2 separate regions of the Homo sapiens genome follow, and region 1 is linked to region 2. A link is a loop called in an ENCODE intact Hi-C map of the cell type or tissue named here. Cell type or tissue: natural killer cell. All regions are shown on one strand. Each heading gives the region's core, and the rest is flanking DNA. Links, peaks and the distances in the headings are about the cores only. Region 1 overlaps RERE (arginine-glutamic acid dipeptide repeats). Region 2 holds the start of SNORD128 (small nucleolar RNA, C/D box 128).

The links. Peaks named below come from ENCODE experiments on the same cell type or tissue, not always from the same donor. Only the 100,000 strongest peaks of a DNase experiment are listed, where the experiment ranks them.
Region 1: a loop joins it to region 2, with 7 times the contacts of the local background. A loop is called at or near these places in 1 of 110 quality-filtered maps.

The regions. Positions count from the first base shown.
Region 1 is chr1:8,647,186-8,662,677 of GRCh38, forward strand. It overlaps RERE (arginine-glutamic acid dipeptide repeats), which reads right to left. Exons shown (of 23, transcript NM_001042681.2): 2 at 8,788-9,256. The coding sequence starts at 9,112. Among named protein-coding and RNA genes, the nearest start is that of SNORD128, 160 kb to the left of the region's middle. RefSeq lists an enhancer at 4,858-4,937. In natural killer cell, for the core only: no CTCF peak of the experiment used is centred there; DNase peaks (open chromatin) are centred at 4,166 and 5,526.
Region 2 is chr1:8,490,257-8,505,748 of GRCh38, forward strand. It overlaps RERE (arginine-glutamic acid dipeptide repeats), which reads right to left. Exons shown (of 23, transcript NM_001042681.2): 9 at 7,149-7,273; 10 at 4,807-4,906. SNORD128 (small nucleolar RNA, C/D box 128) reads right to left here and starts at 4,657; the gene lies at 4,544-4,657. RefSeq lists enhancers at 12,229-12,912, 14,057-14,966. In natural killer cell, for the core only: no CTCF peak of the experiment used is centred there; DNase peaks (open chromatin) are centred at 5,975 and 6,425; H3K27ac peaks cover 2,162 bases.

The DNA of each region.
Region 1 (15,492 bases), core at 3,575-8,574, 160 kb after region 2:
TTATACAGCCACAGCATCCCTAACATACTAACACACAGCCACATTGTGTTTCCTCCCAAATAAGATTAACGTTGATTAAATAACATTAAAGATGATTGTGCAGATAGGCAACTAGGTCACAGAGGGTCTACAGTGCCAGGTTCTGGGAACAAACCTGCTGGTGAACAGGGAATACACTGAAAAGCTTTAAGCAGATTAATAATAGGTCTAATAAGTGCAACTGAATTTGTCACATGTCGGAAAAAAAACATTAAGCTCTGCCTAAAGATGCCTTTATGCTATGTTACACAAAAATATTCTTGCCATTATCAATAAAACTACCCCACCACAAAATATGAATGTTTCAAGAAGACACCTTCATTTGCATGTCACATCTATTAATACCTAAAATTCTTCTAAATATTGAGATGTAGATAAAAAGTTACAGATCAAATGAGCTTCTATTTAAAATATGTATGTGTGTGTGTGTGTGTGTGTGTGTGTGTGTGTGTGTCCCCTGGAACACCAAATACCACATCTTGGTTTTGTTTTATTTTGGGAAGGAAATGTTTGTCTGAGTAATTAATTGCCTTACAGAAGCTTTCGATGATTCAGAGAACTAAGGATGTGACACCACTTGCAGCCTCCACAGACCTCAGTGAAGACGCAGTAGCTAAATGTTAGGACCATTTGTTAAAATATCGGGGACTCCCTCCCCACTTTAAACAGTAACTTGATTGAATGGAAATTTTCCATTTAGAAAATAGTTGCATGTTATCTTTACTTTTTCTTTTAAGGCAAACTTTTACTGAAGTGTAATACATATACAGAGAAGTGCAAAATGCAGTAAATTTTCACAGAACAAGTCCATGTAACCAGTACCATAAAACGTAACATGGCCAGAACCTGGGGGTCCCCTTAATGTTCTGTTCCCTGTACCCATAGGGCAATCTCTCTCCTGACTTCAAACACCAAAGATTAGTTGTGGCTGTTTTAAAATTTTCTATAAAAGGAATTATACAGTATTATGCTCTTCTGTGTCCACTCAACATCATGTTTCATGTTGAAATCATTTACCTGTTTTTGCGATGGGGTCTCACTCTGTAACCCAGGCTGCAGTGCAGTGGTGCAATCACTGCTCACTGCAGCCTCAACCTTCCATGCTTAAGGGATCCTCCCACCTCAGCCTCCCAAGTAGCTGGGACTACAGGAGCACACCACCAAGCCCGGCTAACTTTTGTATTTTGAGTAGAGACAAGGTTTCGCCATGTTGCCCAAGCTGGTCTTGAACTCCTGGGCTCAATCTACCTACCTACCTCCACCTCCCAAAGTTCTGGAATTACAGACGTGAGCCACTGCACCTGACCTATAGTCATTTACTTTAAATAGGTTTTAGAAATAACGTATATTCCATTTTTATTCAAACTAGATCCTCAGGTTTCATTTTGCCTAGTTTGAATTTTTTCCAGCTTAAATTCCATTTGCATCAAAAGAAAATAACACTTAAGTGATCAAAGTAAACAATTCTAGTTTCCAGGGCATTTTTCCTCAAAATTGTCAAATAAAATGGTCAAATATTTTGCATCACCTAAGATTTCACAAACCACAAACTTATATACATAAATACATGTTTTGCACTATGTTCATGAAAGTAGAAGGAACACATATTCTAGGACTATAGGGTAAATAGGACAATCAAACAAAATTATCAGTTAATATGACAAAATGTTAAAAAATTAATACATACTTTTGAAAAAAAAAATACATTTCATTATCCAAATAGCAAGCAATACCAATATGCCAAAATAAAAAAAAAAATCTCACAATAATATGAAGTTAGTTTTTTAACCAGTTCTACCTACACCAGAAATAAAGGAATCAAATTTCCTAGAACCTAACTGAAAACAGTAGAAAGAAATTAATATGCCACCTACAGCAAACTCCAGAAATCAATATCCTATGCTAAAGAAGCCCAGAAGGAAAATCTGGCTGCACACAGCTGTGTAATAAATCAATTTGTTACCGTGACAGTCATCTCAAAACAGGAGTAATGGCTGACAGACAACAAAGAAGTTAGATCTGACTCAAGGACAATATACAATAGAGCCCCACAAGGTTTTTGTTTTGGTTTTATTTTTAAACAAGTCTGTTAAATCATTCATTGGGAAGTAATACAAAACAGACTTCCAGAAGTCTTATTCTAATTTTAACATCATCAATGAGTCAATAATTTTTTTTAATGTTTCTAGAAATTTCTTTATTCAACAAATATTATGGAATACAGGCTGGGCGCGGTGGCTCTCACCTGTAATCCCAGCAGTTTGGGAGGCCGAGGTGGGCAGATCACTTGAGGTCAGGAGTTCGAGACCAGCCTGGCCAACATGGTGAAACCCTGACTCTACTAAAAACACAAAAATTAGCCGGGCGTGGTGTCACACGCCTGTAATCCCAGCTACTCTCGAAGATGAGGCAGGAGAATCACTTGAACCCAGGAGGCGGAGGTTGCAGTGAGCTGAGATTGCACCACTGCACTCCAGCCTGCATGACAGGGCAAGACTCCGTCTCAAAAAAAAAAAAAAAAATGTATATATATTATGGAATACACACTATGTGTACACTATTGTCAGTAGATGGCAGGAATTCAATGATGAGTGGGGGAAAATAAGAATTGCTGTTTTTTTGGAGAAGGGAGACTTATTAATCCTAATAAAATTATTACTGTTCTAAGTGCTAGAAGAAAAGATACAAAAAAGGCTATAACAGTATTTATTAAGGAAATGTATTTGACTAACCTGGGAGAAAGGCAGTGACACTGGGGTGGCAGAGCTTAAGAAAAGATAAGAATTAAGTGTGTTACCGAGACGAGAAGAGCAAGTGCAAAGGCCCCGAGGCAGGCGGGAACATGGGCAGTGTAAGTAACAAAATCTATTATGCTGAGCTCCTAAGGACAAAATTAAGGTAATCCCAGAGTTTAGCAGCAAAGGTGAAAAAGACCTGGTTGTGACAACGCATGAGATTAAACCGTAGTGATAAATTCTAAATAATATTTAATTTCTCCATAAGATCACATGCTTCTAAACACTAAACAATTTAAATATAGCTTGGGACAGAAAAGTATGATTATATGAAAGCCTACCTTTATCCTCAAAGTATCCCTGCTATGCTCATTCTCAGTGACATTTCGAGAGGTCCCTATAATTTATACTTATTCTGAGTAGTAAAACCAATTCAGAGATGTAGAAAGCAATAAATATTTGAAAAATCTTAATTTGTGCTTTATATCCCATAGAAATAAATGAGTATTAAAGATCTATTCACTTGGAAGCGGTGGTTCACGTCTGTAATCCCAGCACTTTGGGAGGCCAAGGTGGGTGGATCACCTGAGGTCAGGAGTTCGAGACCAGCCTAGCCAATGTGGTAAAACCCTGTCTCTACAAAAAATACAAAAATTAGGCCAGGAGCAGTGGCTCACGCCTGTAATCCCAGCACTTTAGGAGGCCGGGGCGGGCAGATCACAAAGTCAGGAGATCGAGACCATCCTAGCCAACATGGTGAAACCCCGTCTCTACTAAAAACACAAAAATTAGCTGGGCATGGTGGCACGCGCCTGTAATCCCAGCTACTTATGAGGCTGAGGCAGGAGAATCGCTTGAACCCAGGAGGCGGAGGTTGCAGTGAGCCGAGATCGCACCACTGCCCTCCAGCCTGGCGACAGAGTGAGACTCCATCTCAAAAAAAAATAAAAATTAAATTAAATTAAATAAATAAATAAATAAAAATAAATTAGCTGGGTGTAGTGCCACGTGCCTGTAATCCCAGCTACTCAGGAGGCTGAGGCAGGAGAATTGCTTGAACCCAGGAGGCAGAGGTTGCAGTGAGTTGAGATCTCACAACTGCATCAAGCCTGGGCAACAGGCTGAGACTACGTCTCAAAAAAAAAAATCTACCATTTAAAAACTAGTAATTTGGCCAGATGCAGTGGCTCATACCTATAACCCCAAGACTTTGGGAGATGGAGGCAGGAGGATCACTTGAGGCCAGGAGTTCAAGACCAGCCTGAATAACATAGCAAGACCCCATCTCTACAAAAAAATTGTTAATAGGCCAGGTGTAAGCACACCTGTAGTCCTAGCTACTCAAGAGGCTGAGGCAGGAGAAGCAATTGAGCCCAGGAGTTCGAGGATGTGGTTAACTATGATCACGCCACTACCCTCCAGTCTGAGCGACAGAGTGAGACTCTCTGTTTTTTTTTAAGCTAGTAATCCATTGAAGATATCCTTTACAACATTCTCCACAGATCCTAAGCTTTTAAGATACAACTAAGCACACAGGATCTCTGCAAGTGGGTGAGGATAATGGTTTTTCATCACTAACAAAGGATGTTATTGTAGTAGTTTATATCAAGAAAGTAAAAGACCAGGTGCAGTGGCTTAGGCCTATAATCCCAGCACTTTGGGAAGCCAAGGCAGGAGGATGACTTGAGCCTGGGAGGTCAAGGCTGCAGTGAGCTGTGATCATACCACTGACAGCCTGGATGACAGAGCAATACCCTGTCTCAAAAGAAAAAAAAAAAAAATCAGGAAACAAAACAAAGGAAAGAAAAAACTCAACCCCCATCTGGGAATCTAATCACAGTACTCTGCTGGTTTTTTTGGTTTTGTTTTTTGTTTTTTAAGAGACAGTCTTGCTCTGTCACCCAGGCTGTAATATAATGGCATGTAGTTCACTGCAGCCTTAAACTCCTGGCCTCAAGTGATCCTCCCACCTGAGACTCTCAAAGTGCTGGGATTACAGGTGTGAGCCACCTTGCCCAGCCCAGCACCCTACTTCTGATTCTTCAGTTTAAGTAACCCTAAAGAACAGACAATATTTAACAAATACTCATTTAGAGAAAAAGCTGTTTGGAGAAGGCAGCTAACTCAGCTTCAAATCCATCACCAAAACGAAAGGAAACCACTGAGAAGGTCAAAGACAGTCTCCTTACCAAATAGACATCCACTGGACCTGGCAGGATGCAAAGGCACAGCCCCCACTCAAGCAAAAGGGTGCCTCACATGGAGCTGTCTTGCTCTGGGTGCCACGGAAATCTTCCAAACCATGTGTGGCCTTTATAGATCCTTCATAATACACTTAGCTTTCAGAGACAGCATACCTTTCTCACATGTCACAAAGGTTTTCAGATTCACTGAAACACTACCAGCCTCCACAAATACATAGTTCTTGCCCAAGCACTTTAAGAACCATTCTGTAAATAAGTCCTTAGCAATCTCCCTTCACATATTCTTCCAGACTCAAGAAGGGAGGTGTATTAGTCCATTCTCACGCTGCTATAAAGAACTGCCTCAGACTGGGTTATTTATAAAGGACAGAGGTTTAATTGATCCACAATTCCACAGGGCTGGGGAGGCCTTAGGAAGCTTACAATTATGGTGGAAAGAGAAACAAACACATCCTTCTCATATGACAGTAAGAGAGAGAAGGGCTGAGCAAAGGTGGAAAGGCCCCTTATAAAACCATCATATCCTGTGAGAACTCACTCACTATCATAAGAACATGATGGCGGAAACTGCCCCCATGATTCATTTATCTCCACCTAGTCCCGACCTTGACACGTGGGGATTATTACAATTCAAGGTGACATTTGGGTGAGGACACACAGCCAAATCATTATCAGGAGGACTTCCTATAATCATAGTTCACCACGCCCAGCTAATTTGTAAAAATTTCACTACAATCATAGAGCACTGCAACCTTGACCTCCTGTGCTCAAGAGATCCTCCCACTTCAGTCTCACAAGTAGCCGAGACTAAAAGCACACGCCACTGTGCCCAGATCCAAGACTGTTTGTGGTTTGTTGGTTTATTTCTATTTTTAGGGAGATACTCAGCAGAAACAGGGTGCCACAGTCCCATAAATGGGAAAAATAGCCGGTGTTTTTCATGTTAAAGAGGTTTCCTTAACTGTCGGGCTTCTTGGAGTCACTAATTCTGACTCTCTCATGAGGGAGACTGTACAGGCAGCATTTTCCACACATATTTGACTACTATTTTTGGTGAAATGTCCCCACTGACACCAGAATAACGTTCCATATTATAAATGCTGAGAAAGGTTAGCATTCAATACTGCACAAGGCAGCTTGCCTTTTGACAGTGATCCAAACTGTATTACCACATTAAATTGTTATCAAGAGAAAGGATAATAAAAAAGTAAATCTTTCCTTATACTGAAGTTATCATAATGTAATCTATATCTAAAAGAGTTGGCCAGGCGCGATGGCTCACGCCTGTAATCCCAGCACTTTGGGAGGCCGAGGCGGGTAGATCACGAGGTCAGGAGATCGAGACCACGGTGAAACCCCGTCTCTACTAAAAATACAAAATATTAGCTGGGCGCAGTGGTGGGCGCCTGTAGTCCCAGCTACTGGGGAGGCTGAGGCAGGAGAATGGCGTGAACCCGGGAGGCGGAGCTTGCAGTGAGCCAAGATCGCGCCACTGCACTCCAGCCTAAGCAACAGAGCGAGACTCCACCTCAAAAAAAAAAAAAAAAAAAAAAGGGTTAACATGTTTTGTTCCTTTCCCATGATTTAGATGTGCGTACGCCCTAAACAAGCAATCTGTGGTAACTCTGAGAGATTCTTCAGTCACTAAGAAATTCTTACTGCCCAATAGCTGAGTCTACATCAAAGATAAATACAGACAGTACTGTAACCTACACACATCATTTAATCGTTACAGCAGATTTCTAACTGCTCTAAAACCTCCACTCTGATCAATTTATATCACACAAATACCTTCTCAGTTAATCTCCAACCAAGAAATTGTAGCTGTGAATGCAAATTTGTCTGTATTAAGTTCTAGCACTGACTTTTTTTTTTTTTGCGGGGGGGAGGGGTGGAGACAGGGTTTTGCTCTGCTGCACAGGCTGCAGTGCTATGATGTGAACGGGGCTTACTGCAGCCTTGCCCTCCTGAGCTCAAGGGATTCTTCTACCTCAGCCTCCTGAGTAGCTGGGACTGCAGTCTCATCACACTCCCAGCTAATTTTTTACTGTTTTGCAGAGATACGGTCTCACTATGTTGCCCAGGCTGGTCTCCACACTACTCAAGCAATCCTCCCGCCGCCTCAGCCTCTCAAAGTGCTGGGATTACAGTCATGAGCCACCGTGCCCAGCCCCACTGACATCTTTTGAAATTTAAAAAACTCCTGTGTGGGAGAATGAAAATCTGGAACTTGACGTGAAGTTCATAACAGTAACAGCATTCCTCAGTAAAATGATTGTTCCAGATTATGGACATAACACAGTGAAGTATTTTAATCTCCTTCTCAGAAAAACATAAAAATGGGCAGCTTTAATCTGCTAATTACATCTCATACAAAATTCATGTCACTCTTCAACAGTAAAAGTAACTCAAACAAAATGATTTCACCTAGGTTTTACTGGCTTCTGTAAGAAAGGATCTTGTTTTGTTTTTTTTTGTTTTTTTTTTTGAGACAGGGTCTTGCTCTGTTGCCCAGGCTAGAAAGCAGTGGTGCAATCATGCTTCACTACAGCCTCGACCTCCCAGACTCAAGTGATGCTCCTGCCTCAGCCTCCTGAATAGCTGGGACTACAGGTGTGTGCCACCAGGCCCAGCTAATTTGTAAAAATTTTTTGTAAAGATGGGGGTCTCACTACGTTGCCCAGGCTGGTCTTGAACTCCTGAGCTCAAGCAATCCTTCTGTCTCCGCCTCCCAAAGTGCTGGGATTACACTGTGCCCAGCCTAAAAAAGGTGTCTTAATACACACAATACATCAAATGAAAAGGAAAGGCTTTGCTAGTGTTCAACAGGTTTTGACTCACTTGTTTCCCTGATCTCATCTAAAAGTTGAGTCTGTCTTTTTTTGAGCAATGCTATAAGCCACAATATACTGGTGTGACCATAATACATTTTCTGGAAAACCAAGCAGGTTAGATGACTACTTCTATTATTGTTGATTAGAGAGCCTGAAGCTCAAATTTTTGGAAAAGGAAGTTAGCAGGAGCAATACATCTCTGATCTTCAGGGCTTTTTTTTTTTTCTGAGACGGAGACTCGCTCTGTTGCCCAGGCTGGAGTGCAGTGGTGTGATCTCGGCTGACTGCAACCTCCACCTCCTGGGTTCAAGCAATTCTCCCGTCTCAGCCTCCCAAGTAGCTGGGATTAGAGGTGCACACCACCGAGCCCAGCTAATTTTTGTATTTTTAGTAGAGACAGGGTTTCATCATGTTGGTCAGGCTGGTCTCGAACTCCTGACCTCAGGTCACCACCCGCCTCAGCCTCCCAAAGTGCTAGAATTGCAGGCGTGAGCCACCATGCCTGGCCTAAAGGCCATTTTTAAAAAGTACCTCTCTAGAGTCTGGTCGATCCTGTCCCAAGGTAAAATTTCCTGTTTCCAAGAATCTTAAGGTTTACTTGTCTCCACCAAGCAGTCAATTCTGCAGGGTCACCACAGTCTCATTTATGATTGAAGATTAAAAAGCAAGCATGAATTCAAAAGACAAAAAAATACTAAGCAGATGGTCCAGTTAGAGAACAAGCAGCACAGGAAAATAAGAAAAGAACTCATGAATGCATAAACCAGGACACAAGAGCAAATTAAGGCAGACACAAGCAAGAAGTGGGTGAACCTAACTGACCAAAAGTGGGTCACATGTTTACCAAATTAAGTTTCCTACTCTTCTAGATTCCAAGCCTTCCTTAAAGTGTACAAAGCGTATTTATTTCACCATAATGCCAAGATCATTCCCCCACTGTAAACATTGGCAAGACCCAAACGTAAGGCTCCTTACCTCCTGGTCTGTAGACCACATCATCTTCAGTGATGTAGGATGTTATCTCACCGGTATCTGTCCTTTCATAACGAGACTTTTTTTTCGGTGGTTTCTTCTTATTCTTCTTCGTGGACTCCTCTGCGGTGGCACTATTGTTGTCATTGTCCTCGTCTTCACTGTGATCACTCTCAGCATAATTTTTGGCTCCTCCTTCCAAGGTACAGCTCCGGCGTGGCCTTGAATTCTCACTCTCTCTTGCTTTGTCTCTTTTCTCTCTCTCTCGGTCCCGGTCTCGGTCCCGGTCCTTCTCTTTGTCTTTGTCTTTGTCTTTGTCCGCTGTCATGATTCGCCACGTGCCTTCTTCTGTCCTCTCACGGCTAGGCCTCCGTGAAAGGTAGACAGTAAGCCTGGGCTTCAGTCTTCTGAATTTCTCACTCAATTCCAGGGAAAATCCAACCACTCCAACAACCCCAACGTTTCAAAAATGCTAGGAGAGAAAAAAGAATGGTTTTAACGCTTTTTCATATTTGTTTCCTAAAATAATGTTTTGTTAAATGAATCTCTTACTTATTCATGCTTTACACCTAAAAACTTCGCACAAGCCACAGGAGAAAAATTAAGTGTTAAAATTTAAAAACTACAGTTTTTGGTCTCAGCAAATGGTTTGGGGTTTTTTATGACACCAATAATAAAAACTGTCTGAATGCCTAAGAGTAAACTACACTTCCTCCACCTTACATGTTTTCTCCTTTTTAAAGAAAAAGCAAACCAATACCCTGGTAGACAACATATAATGGGTATTATTATACAAAAGGAGCTTCATAACTCATAATATTAATTTAAAGAGGAAAGAATCTGTAGTAAAAATTATTTCCAGGCCAGGCACTGCGGCTCATGCCTTGTAATCCCAGCATTTTGAGAGGCCAAGCCAGAAGGACCACTTGAAGCCAGGAGTTCAAGACCAACCCTGGCAACAAAGCGAGATCCCATCTCCAACATAAAATAAAATATTTCTACCTGAAAAAATAGTAATAGTTTGCAGCACTGTCAAAAATGTCTCAGGATAGGCCGGGCGCGGTGGCTCACGCCTGTAATCCCAGCGCTTTGGGAGGCCGAGGAAGATGGATCACGGGGTCAGGAGATCAAGATCATCCTTGCTAATGTGGTAAAACCCTGTCTCTACTAAAAAATACAACAAAAATTAGCTGGGTGTGGTGGCGGGCGCCTGTAGTCCCGGCTACTCAGGAGTCTGAGGCAGGAGAATGGCGTGAACCCAGGAGACGGAGCTTGTAGTGAGCCGAGATTGTGCCACTGCACTTCAGCCTGGGCGACAGAGCGAGAGACTCCGTCTCAAAAAAAAAAAAAAAAGAAGAAGAAAAGAAAAAAAAGTCTCAGGATATCGCATAGAGCACTATATTCTAAAGATATTTTCTGGCTACTTCTACAAACTCCCAGAACTTCCTTCAAGAATAAAAATAATATTTAACTCAAACGAAAGTGAGAGCTTCAGAGCAAGATTTTTCCACCTTCAGTTACATTTTACACATCTTTTCATCCTACCATTTTCAGTTATGTTCCAAGGAAAATGATCTCTCTAAAGATGTATTACTGGCCAGGCGTGGTGGCTCACACCTGTAATCACAGCACTTTGGGAGGCCAAGGCAGGGGGATCACGTGAGGTCAGAAGTTCGAGACCAGCCTGGCCAACGTGGTGAAACTCTGTCTCTACTAAACACACAAAAAGTAGCTGGGCACAGTGGCACACGCCTATAGTCCCAGCTACTTGGGAGGCTGAGGCAGGAGAATCGCTTGAACCTAGGAGGCAGAGGTTACAGTGAGCCGAGATCACACCACTGCACTCCAGTCTGGGCAAAAGACTCCATCTCAATAAAGAAAAGAAAATGTATTGTCTCTGCCTTAACAAAACATAACAGCTTCCAGAAACAAGCTTCCATCTTTCGGGAATATTAAGTGGTTTTTACAGTCTTCCAGATTTCTACTATAAATGGTATCCCTAATAAAGTACTCCCCAAAAAGAAACCCAACAAGAAAAGTCTTGAGGTTTTTAAGCGTCTGCAATGGGAAAAGTGAATCCCAAACTCCAAGCTAACACAGTTCTTACAGATATTTTATAGCAGGAAAAAATTTTGTCTTTCTAAGTCAGTTTTGGAATAGACCTAACAATAAATTTATAAATAAATAATTTATCTTTTGTTTTTCTTATGATCTTCCCCAATACCCTATCTCACTTATTCAACAAATCTTTACTAAATACTATGTGCCAAGTGTTAGAACTAAAACCACAATGGAGGAGAAAACTCATGGTCCTTGTTCTCAATGCTCAAATGCAACAAAAGGAGGCAACCGATCAATCTAAGAAGCTTCTGTTTCTCATGCAACTAGGGTGAGAAAGGAAACAGTGCATATAAACAAACAAAAGATTGGTCCTCTTTACTTGACAACCACAAACAAATCAGTTTGCAGTTACATGCTTCAGATGCAGAGAAAATTCTCTTTGGTCAGCCAGGCATGGTGGCTCATACCTGTAATCCCAGCACTTTGGGAGGCCGAGGTGGGCAGATCACGAGGTCAGGAGGTCGAGACCATCCTGGCTAACACGGTGAAACCCCATCTCTACTAAAAATACAAAAAATTAGCCGAGCGTGGTGGTGGACACCTGTAGTCCCAGCTACTCGGGAGGCTGAGTTAGGAGAACCGCTTGAACCCAGGTGGCAGAGGTTGCAGTGAGCTGAGATCGTGCCACTGCACTCCAGCCTGGGCAACGAGAGAGACTCCATCTCAAAAAAAAAAAAGAAAGAAAGAAAGAAAGAAAAAAGAAAATTCTCTTTGGTCATGCTAAAACCATAACAATTACCATATATTCTCTGCAGCGCTCTTAGGTCAAACCTCTTACCAGAAAAGACCTCCTCATAAGCATCTCAAATATCCTTAGACATTCAGCAAAATAGAAAGTATTTAGTCTTTGGAAGATAGGTGATGAAGGAGCAATCATGCATCATAAGCTACATTAGAAGAAGGAACGCATGTAGCACAAAACTAGATTACTTCCTTCTATGTAAGAAACATGCTGTTTCAAACAGGATTTCCATTTTCTAAACATATTTCAAGAAAAGGAAAAATTATCACTGCCTACAAAAGTTTTGCCCAGATGAACCGTCTGCTAAACAGATAGTCATAAACTCCCAAGTCCTGGTAGGCTACTAGTGCTAGCAACTGAAAATACAGAGACCTACTACTTCCTCGACAAGTCTTAAGTTTAGAGCATGAACGAGCCAATCATGAAAGAAAGAAAACTATCAGGCCAGGGGCGGTGGCTCATGCCTGTCATCCCAGCACTTTGGGAGGCTGAAGCGGGCGGATCACCTGAGGTCAGGCGTTCGAAGCCATCCTGGCCAAGATGGCGAAACCCTGTCTCTACTAAAAATACAAAAATTAGCTGGGTGCAGTGATGGGTGCCTGTAATCCCACCTACTCGGGAGGCTGAGGCAGGAGAATCGTATGAACCCAGGAAGCGGAGGTTGCAATGAGCCAAGATTGTGCCATGGCACTCCAGCCTGGGAGACAAAGCGAGACTCCGTCTCAAAATAAAAAACAAACAAAAAACGATCAGCTAACACCATTGTTAAAATGTTCCTCTTTGACCCTGAAAACTCATCAGTGTCTACTAGGAGTCCAAAAAGAATGAAAAGCTTGGGCTGAAAACCTCTCCACTGCAACTGCAGTTTCAGACAGAAACACTTCTGATAACTTTAAGAAAAAAAATCATTCTCCCTGGGGTTAACAAGATAACTGCTCCAGAAAACTGTGTAGAAAACATTTTTTCAGCACTCAAAGAGAAAAAATAGTAAGTCCAAATTGTACATTCAACACTACTCACTACAAAATCATACACTGTTTCTATTTACAAAGAAAATAGAGTTGTTTCTGCCAAAAGTGAGCAAGAAAGTTAAAAATTCAAGAAACAATAAAGATGTCTATAAAACAAAATCCAGTATATGTGTATATTTATAAAATCAATGTTCTGATTTATCTGAAAGTTGGCTCTATTTATATATTACATAATCTGCATGTTATATTAATATATTAAATTATATGAATAATTAATACCATATCATTTATATATTAATGACATATTTATATAACCAACTTTCAGATAAGTATGAACATTAATAATCTAAGCAAAAGTCAATCCAATTACCATTTACATTTGGCTCTAAAATACAGCTCAATGGGAATATATTTTTTTCCTCTATGTTTAGCATATGAATTATAATTCTTCTGCGCCTTAGTGTACAGTGATCAACACATACCAATGATGTGACAGATAAAGAAAGGGACCCAGAGAGGAACCAGATGGCACTGAGAAGGAGAGTTGTCACTTCAATTTGCTAGAAATGATCTACAAAGTAGACGATACAACAACAGCATCTTTATTATAGCACCATGAGGTTTACAGAGCAAGTCCCTCATTTGATTCTTCCAACTCATGAAGTGAACTGGACAGAAGTTGTCATCCTCGCTTTACAGTCTACAGAACTCAGAAGAGATCATCTGCACAAGGCCACGCAGCCAATGGGCACGAAGTAGGATTCCAGTGCAGCTGTCTCAGAGCTCAACCCTATCTGGCTTGCACAGGAACTCCTGCTGCCTGTGCTGCCAGGATCTCCAGCTCTTCACAGGCACCAACTTCTCCTACATTCATCCATGCTGATGATTCACGCAGACAGATTTAAGAAACACACTCACTCTGCCCCCAAAGCTATTTTTCTCCAGTCGGAAAGCCAAAAACATTGAAAATATCTGTGTCAATCACTACCCAACCCAGTGAAACAGGAAACACATTATAACATGCTTTAAATAAGAAAAGGAAGAAAATCTAATGTAGAATACATTTCAGATTTACAACAAGCTTCAGCTACTCAGTGAACAAATGTCAAGTGAATGCCTATTATGTGCTATTTACAGCTCCAGGTGTTGGTAAACAGCAGAAAACTCAACATAAAACCCCTGCCCTTATCTTGAGCTTATGTGCTCAGCAGTGGAGAGAGACCACCAACAAAAGGCACCATACCTAATGAGAAGATCTTACATGGGAAATCTAAGGGGGACACAGTGTTGCAGGACTGCAATTTTAAACAAGATGTTCAGGGAAGGCCTCTCTGAGGGGGCTTTGACCCTGAGTAGGAGCATTAGAGAGAAAGCCAAGGACACATGAAGGGAGGTGATTCCTGAAGAGGGGAAAAAGTGCAAGGTCCAGAAGCAGGAATGAGCCAGGCCCACTCAAGACACAGGAGACCAGAGGGGCAGGAATAGCACAAAAAGGGGGAGAGAGGTCAGAGATGAGTTCAGAGGTTGAAGGGGCAGGGGGAGGAGGACCTGGATCCTGGCAGGCCTCATGGGCCAGGGAAAGGACTCTGGCTTTTACTCAAGTGAAATGAAGTTACTCGAATGACACTTTAGCAGGGATGTGAGTAGCAAAGAAAGGCATGATCTGACTTCTGTTTACCGGAGATCACTCTGGCCGCTGATAAAACCTCAAGGAGCGCAGTGGGGCACGATCACCCCGGGAAGACAAGCAGCAGCTGGGAAGGGCTGGGGTAGTAGCAACAGAGAATGGGGAAAGTCTCATGTTTGTATGTTTTAAAGGTAAGAGTCAAATAAATAGGATGTGCTGATAAACTTGAGAGGTGAGAGAGAGAGGGAAAAAAGAAAAAGGACATCTGGCCTGGATGGATGAAGCTGCTGTTTGAGTTTCATGGGGAGACCAGGAATTTGGCTTTGAATGTGTTAAGCTTGATCAAGAAGCCTAGAAAATCACAGAGTCGAAGTTGGCAGAGGTCCAGGCTGGAGATAATAATTTAGTTTTTAAAGCCATGAGACTGAATGAGATCACCCAGGAAGTGAGTACAACTTTTTGACAAAACTTTTAAAACTCATGAGAACATTTATTGCTCACGCTTGAGTGCAGAGGATATTCAAAATAGACTTATGAGTTACACATTTCCAAAGGCAGTACCCTTAGGACTCCTTTTAAGTATATTCCTCTCAATCATTTCCTGATTAGAAGATTATACATCATCATTTCATCTTAAGTAAGAATATGTGGGCAGTTGCCAAAGCTCAAAAAATGGCAGCTTCACCTATTTAGCTGAAGGCCAGATTCCTCACAGTTTTTTGATCCTATTAGATTCCCCACTTAATCTAGGGGAAAGAATCAAAGCTTTCAGCAGAGCCAATATACAGAATTACTCTTCATTTTAGGTTACTTCAGCCTCTACAAACACCATCTTACCTCTTCAAAATGAAGCCAACACCACCCCCAAACATCTCACACTACTTCTCAAAACCAATTCAGACAAAGCACAAAAATTTCAGTCATACTCATGGTCCAAATCTCATTTAAGAGAACCACTTCCTGGCTGGATACAGCGGCTCATGCCTATAATCCCAGCACTGTGGGATAACAAAGTGGAGAAATCATTTGAGGCAAGGAGGCAATCATTTGAGACCAACCTGGGAAACACAGCAAGACCCCATCTTTACAAAAGAAAAATAAATTTAAAAATTAGCTATGCGTGGTGGTGCAGACCTGTAGTCCTAGCTACTTGGGAGGCTGAGGTGGGAGGTGGGAGGATTGTTTGAGGCCAAGAGTTCAAGGCTACAATGGGCTGTGATCACCACCACTGCACTCCAGCCTAGGGA
Region 2 (15,492 bases), core at 3,518-8,517:
TGAGGCAGGAGAACTGCTTAAACCTGGGAGGAGGAGGTTGCAGTGAGCCGAGATCGCACCACTGCACTCCAGCCTGGGCAACATCTCAAAAAAAAAAAAAAAAGAAAAGAAAAGAAAAGAAACCTGTTTGACAGTTTCTGAGAGAGCTTCCTACGTACAAACAATCCTGCCACTCCAAGTATTTACCTGAGAGAACTGAAGATAAATGTCAACATAAAGACTCATACAACAATGTTGAAAAAACTTTTATTTATAATGGCCAAAAGCTTATAAACAACCAGAATGTTGTTTAACAAGGTTAAAGAATATGAAAAAATTGTGAATATGCATATCCATACAAGGGAATACTTATCAATAAAAAGGGGATGAACTATCGATACATGAAACACAACTGGCTCTCAAAATCCTTATGCCCAAAGAAGTCACACAATATGATTCCATTCCTGTAACATTCCGCGAAATGCAAACTACTCCAAAATGATTTTAAAAAAATAAAAAAAACATTGAAAACACGATACTTCAATGGCTATCTGAGGCTGGAAGCAGAAAATGATTATAAGAGGCCATGAGGCAACTTTTGGGGGTGTTGGAAATGTTTTGTATCTTGACATTATAGTAGTTTCACAGATTTATAAGTAGTTTCACAGATTTATATATCTGAAAACCCTCAAATTTTTTACTTTGAAACAGAGCAGTTTATTATACATAAATCTTACCTCAATAAGTTGTTTCAAAAATTACACACTAGCAATCTCTTTTGTTAATAATGAAGAAAAAACAGAATAAAAATAAGTAATCTAAGAGCTTAGATTCAAAAATAGGTCCACATAATTGTCATAAAGAACTGATAGCTCTGGGCAACATTGTGAGACATCATCTCTGCAAGTAAAAATAACCAGCTGGGCCAGGCGCAGTGGCTCACGCCTGTAATCCCAGAACTTTGGGAGGCCAAGGCAGGTGAATCACCTGAGATCGGGAGTTCGAGACCAGCCTGACCAACATGGCGAAACCCTGTCTCTACTAAAAATACAAAATTAGCCGGGTTTGGTGGCACATGCCTGCAATCCCAGCTACTCGGAAGGCTGAGGCAGGAGAATCGCTTGAACCTGGGAGGTTGTGGTGAGCCAAGATTGCGCCATTGCACTCCAGCCTGGGCAACAAGAGCAAAACTCCATCTCAAAACAAAAACAAAAAACAAAACAAAACAAGAAAAACAGCTGGGCATGGTAGTGCACACCTATGGTACCAGCTACTCTGGAGGCTGAGGTGGGAGGACTGCTTGAGCCCAGGAGGTCAAGGCTGCAGTGAGCCGTGATCCACCACTGCACTCCAGCCTGGGCAACAGAGCAAGATCCTGCCTCAAACAAACAAACAAACAAAAAAGAACTGACAGCTCAAAAATTTTCTAAACCAATTGCAGTTTTAAAAATGAAACGATTTATTTAAATTTACTCGTATTTAAATACTCCTACTGGATGTTCAACACACTTTAATGTGGCCATATAGCCTATTTCATTTAAGTTCTATGTTGCCCTAGGAAGCAGGAAATATACACTAATTACTCACAGGTTTCTTCTAAACTGATAAATGCCTAACCTTGTTTTAAATCTATGCTATACTCTAAGAAAACAATAAATGCTTTCCACACAACAATGTATATATCTTTTTAACTTATTACTTAACACAGCTCAAATCTTCTATTACTCTAGGGAAGTAAAAAATCCCAGTAACTTCTCTCACAGGATATTTTCATTCATTTTTCATTAGGAAAATGCTTGCAACTGAAGTTTTCGGAGTCAGTTCAACAGTGAAGTACAAAAATTAAAACAGCACATAACTTTTCAATTCATCACAAAATATGTACACATAACCTAAGACACCTGAGCCATGTCAGGCTAGTCTGAAGAGTTTCAGTGTCATAAAAATGAAAAATTGTACAACAAAAAAATCTCTGGGAGTGCTAACAAAACCTTCAGAAGGAGCTTGCCACAAAGAACCATGGGCAAAAGTAGCCAAAATGATTTCTATACTGAAGTATGGTCTACAGAATTCTTAAGAGAGTTTGGAATAAAAAGGGGAATAAATCATATACATTCAAGAAAGTGCCAAAAATAGACATTTAATTAAATATGGCAAGATCTTCATTATTCAAAATTCAACTGATAGCACAGTTATGAAAGCAGGATTTTTTTCACAAAGCTTTTATACAGAGAACAACTGGCCAGACATGGTGGCCCATGCCTGTAATCCTAGCACTTTGGGAGTCTGAGACAGGAGGATTACTTAAGACCAGGAGTTTGAAATCAGCCCTGGCAACAAAGTAAGACGATGTCTCTACAAAAAAAATAAAACTTAAAAAAAGGCCAGGTGCAGTGGCACACACCTGTAATCCCAGCACTTTGGGAGGCCGAGGCAGGAGGATCACTTGAGCCCAGGAGTCCGAGACCAGCCTGGGCAATACAGTGGGACCTCATCTTGACAAAAAAAATTTTTATTTAATTAGTCAAGCATGATGGTGGGCGTCTATGATATCAGCTACAGCTCTTGGGAAGCTAAGGTGGGAGAAAAGCTTGAGCCTGGGAGGTTGAGGCTGCAGTGAGCCAAGACTGTGTCACTGTACTCCAGACTGGGCAACAGAGCAAGATGGTCTCAAAAACAAAAATTAGCTGAGTGCGGTGGCACATGCCTGTAATCCCAGCTACAGCTACTCAGGAAGCTGAAGTGGGAGGATCACTTGAGCCTGGGAGGTCAAGCCTGCAGTGAGCCTGCAGTGAGCTGTGACTGTGCCACTGCACTCCAGCCTGGGTGACAGAGCGAGACTTTGCCTCAAGAAAAAACAACAACAAACAACAACAACAGAAAAAAGTTCCTATCAAAGACTTTCTCTTTGTACACACACTTTTAAGGTATTCTGAATTCACAGACATTCATATCTAACCTACCACAGCCTCTACTGGGCAGTAGTATCATCAACCTCTGAGTTTCAGCTTCCTCATCTGTAAAATAATCTTAAAGGCCCCTTCTGGCTTAATCATATGCTCAAAATAAAGATTTTGTATTTAAAACTAACCAACAAAAAAATCCCCACTAACTATCCTATCGAATCAGTGACAATGTACACAAACACACAATATTTATGACAATGTGAAAAAACATTCTCTTATTTACAGAATGGCATATCCCTAGCAAAACCACTCAAATGTTATATCATACTCAAGAAACCTAATTATACTAGGAATAAAAATCAGCCATATCACGCAGATATCTACGTTTCCTCAAAAGCAAGCTGCACAGTAGATTTCTAAATCAGGAATGGGGACTACTTTCTTCCCTCTGTTAGGAACTTTTGGGACTGTCAGTATTTAAGTCATCTAGCCGCCTCGGATTCTCCTATTTAGAAACTGGGACAGATGATCTTGAAAGTCTCTTCTAACTATAGTGACCTCTCAAGAAATTAAAAAAAAAGAAAAAAGAAAAAGAACAAAGGGGTGCTTAAATGACATTTGGTTAATCATCAGAAGAGGTGCTTAGCCTCATACTCAACAGCCTACATACACATACACAACGATGCAGACTATCAATATATCAGAAATTGATTCCATAAATATCATTAGCTCTTCAGATTTAATGGTTTCACATTAGTAATGATAGAGAGGAATTATTTCATGTAACTTTAAAATACATTAATATTCCTATACAGCCCCATGGGATATAGCCTAAGGCCAAAACAAATAAAAACAACAACAACAAACAAAGAACGAAAGACAACTGGTTTCAGTAATCATATTGTTTGCAGCAGTGTGTTGTTATCTGAGCTGCTGTGTGTTTATTATGGGATTAAAGTAGATGAGTAATTATGATGGTATGTCATGCAACCAACTCAGTAACATTAGCCTCATTTCCCTTTACTTTTAATTTTTTAGAAATTATTCGTGTAAAACTTTTTATAGTCATGTAAAATATTAACATGTTCCAAAGTATACTTTATAAAAAACAAGTTTATGCAAAAAAGTTTAGCTTCTTCCCATCCCTCCATGTGCTTTAAAATAAATACATGGTCTCAGAAACAGTGAAGTACAAAAACACGGCTTCTAGATTCCAATCTTGGGGGTATGACCTTAAATTGTGACTTAATCTCTCTCAACTTATTTCCTTATGTCTAAAAAGGTGATAATAATAGAACCTAGAGGCCGGGCGTGGTGGCTCACGCCTGTAATCCCAACACTTTGGGAGGTCGAGGTGGGAGGATCACAAGGTCAGGAGATTGAGATCATCCTGGCTAACATGGTGAAACCCCGTCTCTACTAAAAATACAAAAAATTAGCTGGGCGTGGTGGGTGTCTGTAGTCCCAGCTACTCCGGAGGCTGAGGTAGGAGAACGGTGTGAAGCCGGGAAGCGGAGCTTGCAGTGAGCTGAGATCGCGCCACTGCCAGAGCGAGACTCCATCTCAAAAAAATAAAAAATAAATAAAAATAAAAATAGAACCTAGAGGTGGTTGTGAGGATTAAGCAAGATCTTCTATGCACAGTACTTGGCTTTGTGAGGCCTCAGTTAAGTATCAGGTGCTATTATTAGGATCTCATTTGAGAGTCACCTCAAACCTGCAGCACAGACACAGATTAGGAAATGAACCTGCAGGTGCCACATCACTGGCCTGGAGCCCCCATGGCACCCAACAGCCAAGACCACAACTCACTCCTGAGTCTACAGGCGACTTCATGCTCCGCACTCATCACACATTCCCTACAGCCAGTTCAGGGGAAAAAGAAGTGTCTTCCCACTCAGGGTGACTTCAAAAGACTTACTGTGTTCAGTGCATTCAGAGTGGTGTCATCCCGAGAGGCTGCGACACAGCCGTCCTCTGTAGAGCCTCCATCACACATTCCTGCAAATGCCGCCATGCTCCTTCAGAAGAAAAGGTTTTTCCTTTATTAGTACATAGTAATATCAGGACAGAGACTTAGACCTTCAATTTTCAGAGGACATTTCCAGCCCAGAACAAATTCCATTACTACACGCATGATGAACCAGTTCCCAGCTCTGCCTCTGCTCCTATTTTTTTTTTTTTTTCTTTTGAGATGGAGTCTCACTCTGTCATCCAGGCTGGAGTACAGTGGCGCAATCTTGGCTCACTGCAACCTCCACCTCCAGGATTCAAGGGATTCTCCTGCCTCGGCCTCCCGAGTAGCTGAGATTACAGGAACACCCCATGCCCAGCTAATTTCTGTATTTTTAGTAGAGACAAGGTTTCACAGTGTTGGTCGGGCTGGTCTCGAACTCCTGACCTCAGGTGATCTGCTCACCTCAGCCTCCTAAAGTGCTGGGATTACAGGCGTGAGCCATCACGCCCAGACCAAAAATAAATTTAAGTTCCTCTTCACTCACGCAGAAAGACATATGTTACTTTTAGTCAGATCCATTTGTATTGTTTCTTCCCACGTTTTAGCAGTACTAAGATTTTAGATTTGAGAGCATGAAGAATCTAAATCTATGAGCCACAATATTTCAGTAGATGACAATCTTCTGAAAGAAAAGTCTCCAGAAAACATGTGAAATTAAGTCATCTAAAATTTTACTTAATTCCTCTCATTCTGCATATCAACTACCTTTAGGTGAATTAAAAGTAAAAAATCATGGCTGGGTGTGATGGCTCATGCCCGTAATCCCAGCACTCTGGGAGCCTGACGCCAGAGGACTGCTTGAGGCCAGAGAGTTCAAAATCAGCCCTGACAACATAGAGAGAGAAAAAAAATATATTAGCCAGGTATGGTGGTGCATGCCTGTAGTCCTAGCTACTGGGGAGGACGAGGTGGGAGGATGACTTGAGCCCAGGAGGTTAAGGCTGTAATGAGTCATGATTATGCCACTGCACTCCAGTGTGAGACCCTGTCTTAAAAAAAAAAAAAAAAAAAGGTGAGAAACCAGAGATAAAACCTCTTAGTCATTCACTCCACTTACACATTCTCATCTCTACTGAATGCCACCATGCACAACACCGTTGACTAGAAAACAGCCAGGTAACTGGGGCAACACAGAAAGGACCCCATCTCAACCAAAAACAAAATTAAAAATAGCCGGGCATGGTGCCACGGGTCTATAACCCTAGCTACTCAGGAGGCTGAGGCAGGAGGATCGCTTGAGCTCAGGAAGTTAAGGCTGTAGTGAGCTATAATTGTGCCACTGTACTCCAGCCTGGGTGACACAGCAAGACCCTGTTTCAAAAAAACAAAACAAGTAACAACCAAAAAAAAAAGAAAAAAAGAAAAAAAAGAAACCCACAAACCCATCCAGGGTTAAAATTCAGATGCCCTAATCCTTGCTTTCATGTTTTTGTTGTCGTTGCCAAGACCCAGAATCACTACATACAAAGTCTGCCTGCCTGCTCTGTGACACCTGCTCTGTGACGACCGCTCTGTGGTGCCCGCTCTGTGCCGTGTGAGGAGCGAATTCACACTTCTCTCTGCATCGAAGGCATTTGTATGTTCTATGCAACTGCCACGAGGGTGATCACAGATAAATATTCTCATGTAGGCAAGCCACAAAAATGTCAAGTTCAGGACAGGCACTAATGAACAGCCACAAAGTAGAGACAGAACATGAAATCTGTAGAGGGTTTTGTTTTTGTTTTAAATTTTACTTTAAGGTCCAGGATACAAGTGCAGAACGTGTCGGTTTGTTACATTAGGTATATGTGTGCCGTGGTGCTCTGCTGCACCTATCAACCCGTCATCTAGGTTTTAAGCCCCGAATGCATTAGCTATTTGTCCTAATGCTCTCCCTCCCCTCACCCCCACCCCTCTGTAGTGGGGTTTTCAGATGAGCTGAATGACTGAAGTACTCAACTGGATTGAGAGGTTTTGGTAACTGTATGTATGGCCTAAGCTGTTTTCCTCTTGAAAAGTTCCAAAATTTGATGTGGGGCAAACACCAAGAAGAAAAACATTACTTCATCATGAAAAAAATTACTTCAAACTATTTTTCTCTGGTAAGAAGAGCCAGGGTCCCGATTACAGAGGGTGTAACCAAACTTAAAGTCAGAGAACGCCCAATATAGAAATAAAATCTCAGGGGAAATGCAAAGTTTACTGCCTATAATCAGTTCAGATGGTCTAATTCAGAAAGCAGGATGGGGGTAGATTCCTATTACCTTGCTGCCCTCAAGTACATAAGGAGGTCACAGTCGTTAACTCCAGGCATCCAGACCAGTTCCTCATGTTGGGTCACTGTATCACCATCTGGAGAAGGAAATGGTTGCAGATCTGGAAGTTTGGCCTGTAAGACAGGGATGAGTAAGTCACAATCAAGGCATGTATTAATTATAAAGAGCTATCTCAATAAGCAGTCTTTAGGAACATATACAATGTTTTACTGAGACTCTTTCCTTGGACAGCAGAAAAATAACAACAAAACCATGAGTCATTTAAACTGACCTATTTCACATGTCAGGATCATTTCACCATAGAAGATTTCACAATAGACTGCTTAATATCTGCTTAACAGTGTCAAAGTAAACCAGTGCCAGCATGATACCAAGAGTAAAACTGAAGCACACACATATGCATAAAATAAACAAAAAAACAAAATAATGTCTTTAGATGATAACAGCTATTGATAAAGAAGGAAACACACATACATTTCCAATATAACAAGTTGACAAAGAAGACATATGCAAATGATACCTCACCTAAGGATATTTGCTAAAAAATTAAGTGAGCTATCCTATTAGAATAGTGTTACTCTTAAGACAGTCAATAGCAATATAAGTCATGGTCAATACCAAAACTAGATGAGTATTAAGTAAACATTAAAAAATATAGTTGAGGCCAGGCCTGGTGGCTCACGCCTGTAATCCCAGCACTTTGGGAGGCCGAGGTGGGTGGATCACAAGGTCAGGAGTTCAAGACCAGCCTGGCCAAGATGCTGAAACCTTGTCTCTACCAAAAATACAAAAAGTAGCCGAGCACGGTGGCGGGCGCCTATAATTCCAGCTACTCAGGAGGCTGAGGCAGAGAACTGCTTAAACCCGGGAGGCAGAGGTTGCAGTGAGCTGAGATCGTGCCACTGCATTCCAGCCTGGGAGAGACAGAGCGAAATTCCATCTCAAAAATAAAATAAAATTAAACTAAATTAAATTTTAAAAATTTATATATAGTTGAGGCTGGGCATGGTGGCTCACGCCTATAATCCCAGCACTTTGGGAGGCTGAGGTGGGTGGATCACCTGAGGTCAGGAGTTCAAAACCAGCCTGGCCAACATGATAAAACCCCGTCACTACTAATAATACAAAAATTAGCCAGGCGTGGTGGTATGTGCCTGTAATCCCAGCTACTTGGGAGGTTGAGGCAAGAGAATCGCTTGAACCCGGGAGGCAGAAGTTGCAGTGAGCCAAGATTGTGTCACTGCACTCCAGCCTAGGTGACAGAGCAAGACTCCATCTCAAAAAAAAAAAAAATAAAAAAAAAAAAATAAATATATACACACACACACACACACACACACACACACACACACATATGTAGTTGAATTGACCTGTGGTAACAGAAATCAGGGCAGTGATTTCTTTACGAAAGAAGGAATTGCTTGTGAAGAACAGGAAGGACCTTTCTGGGATGACAGAAATGTTCTGTGCCTTGATACGAATCATCACGGCAGATTGAAAAGCATACATAAGATACGAACAATTCGCTGTACATAGAGTATACCTCAATAAAAAGAATTTAAAAAAATATTCGAGCAACAGTGCTCCCCACCAAGACTGTAAGTGATCAGATTTAAATACCTGTGGCATTTTCTCACCCACACTCTGCTGGGACAGAGCAAGAGCAAGCAGGTGCCATGACCACCATAACCAGCAGAGACCTGTGAAAAGTCAGATATTTGCAAGATACTCATGTTCTCATCCTGTCAAATGATGACCATGGGCACATGAGTCTGATAGAGCTCCATGGGACATGAAGCCTGGGCAAACAATTTAAGTGAATGCAGCAGGCTGAATATAAGCCAGCACCATCCAACAGAAATAAAATAAGAATTATATATTTAATTTTAAATATTCTAGTAGTCACGTTAAACAAAATGCCATATCCCAATCTGGACTAGCCATATTCCAAGTGCTGAACAGCTATGTGTGGCAGTGGCTCCCGACCTGGATGTGCAGGTGTGAAGAACTCAAGAGTGAAGTGGACCACGGGGAAATGGAGATAGAACCGCCCCATCCAGGGAATGCTGCCACACAGGAATGGGACCCAGTGTGTGTACATCCTCCATCTTTTTCCAAATTCCAGAAATCTTCACATTTATGTAAAAGTTTGTGGTTTTAAATGTTGGTATTCAAGTTTTTGAGGCAACTGCATAGCAAAACATCACATTAGTAGGCCATGTGGCTCTCAGGCTAGCCATCAGCACCCACACAGCTTTACAGGCTGTCTTCCATGCCTCTAAATGTGTATCAAGCTGACTTTCTCCAAGCAAGGATGTTCTTCTTTGGTTAAGTATTGACTTCTCTAACATTGAACTGAGTGTCACAATTAGTTCTGCTTAACACATAGTGAAAATAGTGGGATAAAATTAAAACACAATGGGCCTGGCGTGGTGGCTCACGCCTGTAATCCCAGCACTTTCAGAGGCCGAGGCGGGCAGATCACCTGAGGTCAGGAGTTCGACACCAGACTGACCAACACGGTGAAACCCTGTCTCTACGAAAAATACAAAAATTAGCCAGGCGTGGTGGCACACGCCTATAGTGCCAGCTACTTGGGAGGGTGAGGCAGGAGAATCGCTTGAAACCTGGGAGGCGGAGGTTCCCGTGAGCTGAGATTGCACCACTGCACTCCAGCTTGGGTGACAGAGCAAGACTCTGTCTCAAAATAATAACAACAATAATAATAACAACAACAATAACACAACAAATGTTGGAGTCAAAAGGTCTTTGACACTAGTACTGAGTTCTGCTTCCCCAGCACCGAGTACAGTACTGGGTACAGCAGTTCTCTAATGTCTGTTATTAATCGAAAAGTACTATTACTGTGAGCAGGACCAACCTCCCCCCCATTCTTGAGAAAAATGGACTAGAAATATAATTAGACAGTTTACAGAAAAAGAAACGAAAATGCCTCTTAATCATAAGAATTGATGAGTTGGAGACGGGGTTTTGCTGTGTTGGCCGGGCTGGTCTCAGCTCCTGACCGCGAGTGATCCGCCAGCCTCGGCCTCCCGAGGTGCTGGGATTGCAGACGGAGTCTCGTTCACTCAGTGCTCAATGGTGCCCAGGCTGGAGTGCAGTGGTGTGATCTCGGCTCGCTACAACCTCCACCTCCCAGCCGCCTGCCTTGGCCCCCCAAAGTGCCGAGATTGCAGCCTCTGCCCGGCCGCCACCCCGTCTGGGAAGTGAGGAGCGTCTCTGCCTGGCCGCCCATCGTCTGGGATATGAGGAGCCTCTCTGCCTGGCTGCCCAGTCTGGAAAGTGAGGAGCGTCTCTGCCCGGCCGCCATCCCATCTAGGAAGCGAGGAGCGCCTCTTCCCCGCCGCCCATCGTCTGAGATGTGGGGAGCGCCTCTGCCCCGCCGCCCTGTCTGGGATGTGAGGAGCACCTCTGCTGGGCCGCAACCCTGTCTGGGATGTGAGGAGCGCCTCTGCCTGGCCGCCCCGTCTGAGAAGTGAGGAAACCCTCTGCCTGGCAACCGCCCCGTCTGAGAAGTGAGGAGCCCCTCCATCCGGCAGCCACCCCGTCTGGGAAGTGAGGAGCGTCTCCGCCCGGCAGCCACCCCGTCCGGGAGGGGGGGGGGGGGTCAGCCCCCCGCCCGGCCAGCCGCCCCGTCCGGGAGGTGAGGGGCTCCTCTGCCCGGCCGCCCCTACTGGGAAGTGAGGAGCCCCTCTGCCCGGCCAGCTGCCCCGTCCGGGAGGGGGGGTCAGCCCCCTGCCCGGCCAGCCGCCCCGTCCGGGAGGGAGGTGGGGGGGTCAGCCCCCCGCCCGGCCGGCCGCCCCGTCCGGGAGGTGAGGGGCGCCTCTGCCCGGTCGCCCCTACCGGGAAGTGAGGACCCCTCTGCCCGGCCAGCCGCCCCGTCCGGGAGGGAGGTGGGGGGTCAGCACCCCGCCCGGCCAGCCGCCCAGTCCGGGAGGAAGGTGGGGGGTCAGCCCCCCGCCCGGCCAGCCGCCCCGTCCGGGAGGTGAGGGGCGCCTCTGCCCGGCCGCCCCTACTGGGAAGTGAGGAGCCCCTCTGCCCGGCCAGCCGCCCCGTCCGGGAGGGAGGTGGGGGGATCAGCCCCCCGTCCGGGAGGTGAGGGGCGCCTCTGCCCGGTCGCCCCTACCGGGAAGTGAGGACCCCTCTGCCCGGCCAGCCGCCCCGTCCGGGAGGGAGGTGGGGGGTCAGCCCCCCGCCCGGCCAGCCGCCCAGTCCGGGAGGGAGGTGGGGGGTCAGCCCCCCGCCCGGCCAGCCGCCCAGTCCGGGAGGGAGGTGGGGGGTCAGCCCCCCGCCCGGCCAGCCGCCCCGTCCGGGAGGGAGGTGGGGGGATCAGCCCCCCGCCTGGCCAGCCGCCCCGACCGGGAGGTGAGGGGCGCCTCTGCCCGGCTGCCCGTACTGGGAAGTGAGGACCCCTCTGCCCGGCCAGCCGCCCCGTCCGGGAGGCAGGTGGGGGGGGTCAGCCCCCCGCCCGGCCAGCCGCCCCGTCCGGGAGGGAGGTGGGGGGGATCAGCCCCCCGCCCGGCCAGCCGCCCCGTCCGGGAGGGAGGTGGGGGGGTCAGCCCCCCGCCCGGCCAGCCGCCCCGTCCGGGAGGGAGGTGGGGGGGGTCAGCCCCCCGCCTGGCCAGCCGCCCCGTCCGGGAGGTGAGGGGCGCCTCTGCCCGGCTGCCCCTACTGGGAAGTGAGGACCCCTCTGCCCGGCCAGCCGCCCAGTCCGGGAGGGAGGTGGTGGGTCAGCCCCCCACCCGGCCAGCCGCCCCGTCCGGGAGGGAGGTGGGGGGATCAGCCCCCCGCCTGGCCAGCCACCCCGTCCGGGAGGTGAGGGGCGCCTCTGCCCGGCCGCCCCTACTGGGAAGTGAGGAGCCCCTCTGCCTGGCGAGCCGCCCCGTCCGGGAGGGTGGTGGGGGGGTCAGCCCCCCGCCCGGCCAGCCGCCCTATCCAGGAGGTGAGGGGCGCCTCTGCCCGGCCGCCCCTACTGGGAAGTGAGGAGCCCCTCTGCCTGGCCAGCCGCCCCGTCCGGGAGGGTGGTGGGGGGGTCAGCCCCCTGCCCGGCCAGCCGCCCCATCCGGGAGGTCAGGGGCGCTTCTGCCCGGCCGCCCCTACTGGGAAGTGAGGAGCCCCTCTGCCCGGCCACGACCCCTTCTGGGAGGTGTGCCCAGCGGCTCATTGGGGATGGGCCATGATGACAATGGCGGTTTTGTGGAATAGAAAGGCGGGAAGGGTGGGGAAAAAATTGAGAAATCGGATGGTTGCCGGGTCTGTGTGGATAGAAGTAGATATGGGAGACTTTTCATTTTGTTCTGTACTAAGAAAAATTCTTCTGCCTTGGGATCCTGTTGATCTGTGACCTTATCCCCAACCCTGTGCTCTCTGAAACATGTGCTGTGTCCACTCAGGGTTAAATGGATTAAGGGCGGTGCAAGATGTGCTTTGTTAAACAGATGCTTGAAGGCAGCGTGCTCGTTAAGAGTCATCACCACTCCCTAATCTTAAGTACCCAGGGACACAAACACTTCGGAAGGCCGCAGGGTCCTCTGCCTAGGAAAACCAGAGACCTTTGTTCACTTGTTTATCTGCTGACCTTCCCTCCACTATTGTCCTATGACCCTGCCAAATCCCCCTCTGCGAGAAACACCCAAGAATGATCAATTAAAAATAAATAAATAAATAAATAAATAAATAAATAAATAAATAAAAAAGAATTGATGAGTCAACCTCTCTGACAACAGAAATGCAAATTAATGGCACATATTCAATTTTGCATCTATCATACTGACATAAAGCCAAATGTTTGACAACACATAAAGCCACGAAAAAAATTAGCACTCATATTAGTTGCTAGTGTCAACACAAACTGATACAATCTCTGTGGAGGGGAATGTGGCAAAACCCCCAAAATTATATATGCACTTGTCCTCTAAGTCAGCCATCCCGCTTCTGGGGATATAGCCCCAAGATACACTGGCAAAAACATCAAAATCTATATGCACAGGCTATTCACTGCAGCATTACATGTAATGGCAAATGACTGGAATCAACTCATATGCCTATTAATAGGGATCAGATGAATAAACTGCTACATTCATACATGGAGTTCTATGAAATAGTATTATAGAAGGGAATGAGAAGGAGCTCTATATACTGCTATGAGGAGAACACAAGAATATACTGTTAAAAGAAAGGTAGCAAAAGGATGTATATTATGTTATTATTTATCTAAGAAGGGGCAGAGGGAATGAAAATAAGAAGCTTAAATAATAATAATCTCATTAAAACTACACCAAATGGAAAGAAATGCAACAATTGAGCTGGTTCTACTCTAGGAACTGTTTCAAGTAACTCTAAGATATATTAATTTGCTTATACAGCCCTGGCAGGATATACATAACAAAATGCAATACCAAGCTGTTTTCAATAAGCATACTGTTTGTAGCCATGTGATTATTGCTATTCTGGGCTGTTATATGTGTATTATGGAATTGAAGCAAATAAGTAATTTTGTTGGTGTCATTAAAAAATGGGATTTGAGTCACGGGAAAAAAATAAAGATATACATAAAAGAAGGACAGAATTAGTATAAAGGCCATAGAAAAATCTGAATTTGAATTGGATGTATCAGCATAAATTTAGAATGTATTTTATCTTTAAGAAAGTAGGGAAATAAAACACCTATTTCCTATTCTGTCTACTGAAAAGGCCTCGAAATAGCAACCAACCCAGTAAGAATGAATACCCCAGCACCCAGTATGTAAATACCACTTCCCACTACAATAAAAGAGGGCTCTTCTGAGACAAGTTTAATTCCACATCTAGGGAAGACAATGTATAAGGTGAGGCAGTAAAATCATGTCTTACTAGAGAAAAACGATTAAGTGAAAAGGACAAAAACCACTGGGATTAAGTGAAAAGGACAAATACGAAGGAAGATGCTCCTACTGGCCCAAAATGGATCTTTTAATCATCAATAAGAACTGATTAAAGTTGATTATAGATTAAAAAATAAAATCCACTGGTAACCATGGAAAGATAAGGGTGAAGTTTCATTTATTTGTACAAGGAATAAATGGATGGCAGAATTAGAATATCACTGTTTTGAAATCCCTAATAAAATAATGGATCTAAGAAATAATCAGTGGTGGCCAGGCGCGGTGGCTCAGGCCTATAATCCCAGCACTTTGGGAGGCCAAGGCGGGTGTTTCATGAGGTCAGAAGTTCGAGATCAGCCTGGCCAACATAGTGAAACCCCGTCTCTACTAAAAATACAAAAAAGTAGCCAGGTGTGGTGGCGGGCGCCTATAATCCCAGCTACTCAGGAGGCTGAGGCAGGAGAATGGCTTGAACCCGGGAGGCGGAGGTTGCAGTGAGACAAGATTGTGCCACTGCACTCCAGCCTGGGCGACCGAGTGAGACTCCGTCTCAAAAAAAAAAAATAAATGATCAGTGGCTGCTAATTACAATTAAAAAAGAGACATATGAGCCTCCTGGCAGAAGCACTTACCACCACCCAGGAAGCATTTTTCTGGAAGGCAGGGTACCAAACTAGAATGAGGCCGAACCTCTAGATTTAACTACTAATTCTCAAGTCATGCAAAGAGCAAAGTAACAAATTTAATGCAATCAGCCAAATCTAGACTGCAGAACACCCTACAGGATGAAATAGCTTCTTTACCACATACACTGGGGGACTAGGGGAAGGACCTGGGAATTAAGAGAGATTTAAGAGATGTATCAACCAACTGCAATGAATGGCTCTCATTTAGATTCTAATTTGAACTATGAAAATATAAAGAAAGAGAGAAAGATACAGACAGACAATTAGGGAAATCTGGGCATCGTATACACTTGAATATTAAGAAATTGGTAATTTTTATATGTTCTGATATATTGTGATTGTGTCCAAATCCCTTATTTTTGGAACATCTACAAGGAAAATGATGTATTTGTGAGGCGTTTAAAATAACGGCAGGAAGAGGTGTGAGGGGGAATAAATGAAATGGGTTTGACTAGGATTTGATACTTGAGGAAGCTGAGTAATGAAGAGAAGGACTTTACTGTATTATTCTTTCCCTGCTTTTGTATATGTTAATATTTTCCTAATAAAAAGGTTAATTTTTTTTTTTAAAGACTGGTTCTGTCACCAGGCTGGAGTGCAATGGTGTGATCGTGGCTCAGTGCTGCTTCAACCGCCTAGGCTCAAGCAATCCTCCCACTTCAGCCTCCTGAGTGGCTGGGACTACAGACATGCATCACCATGCCTACCTAATTTTTGTATTTTTTGTAGAGATGGGGTTTTGCCATGTTGCCCAGGCTGGTC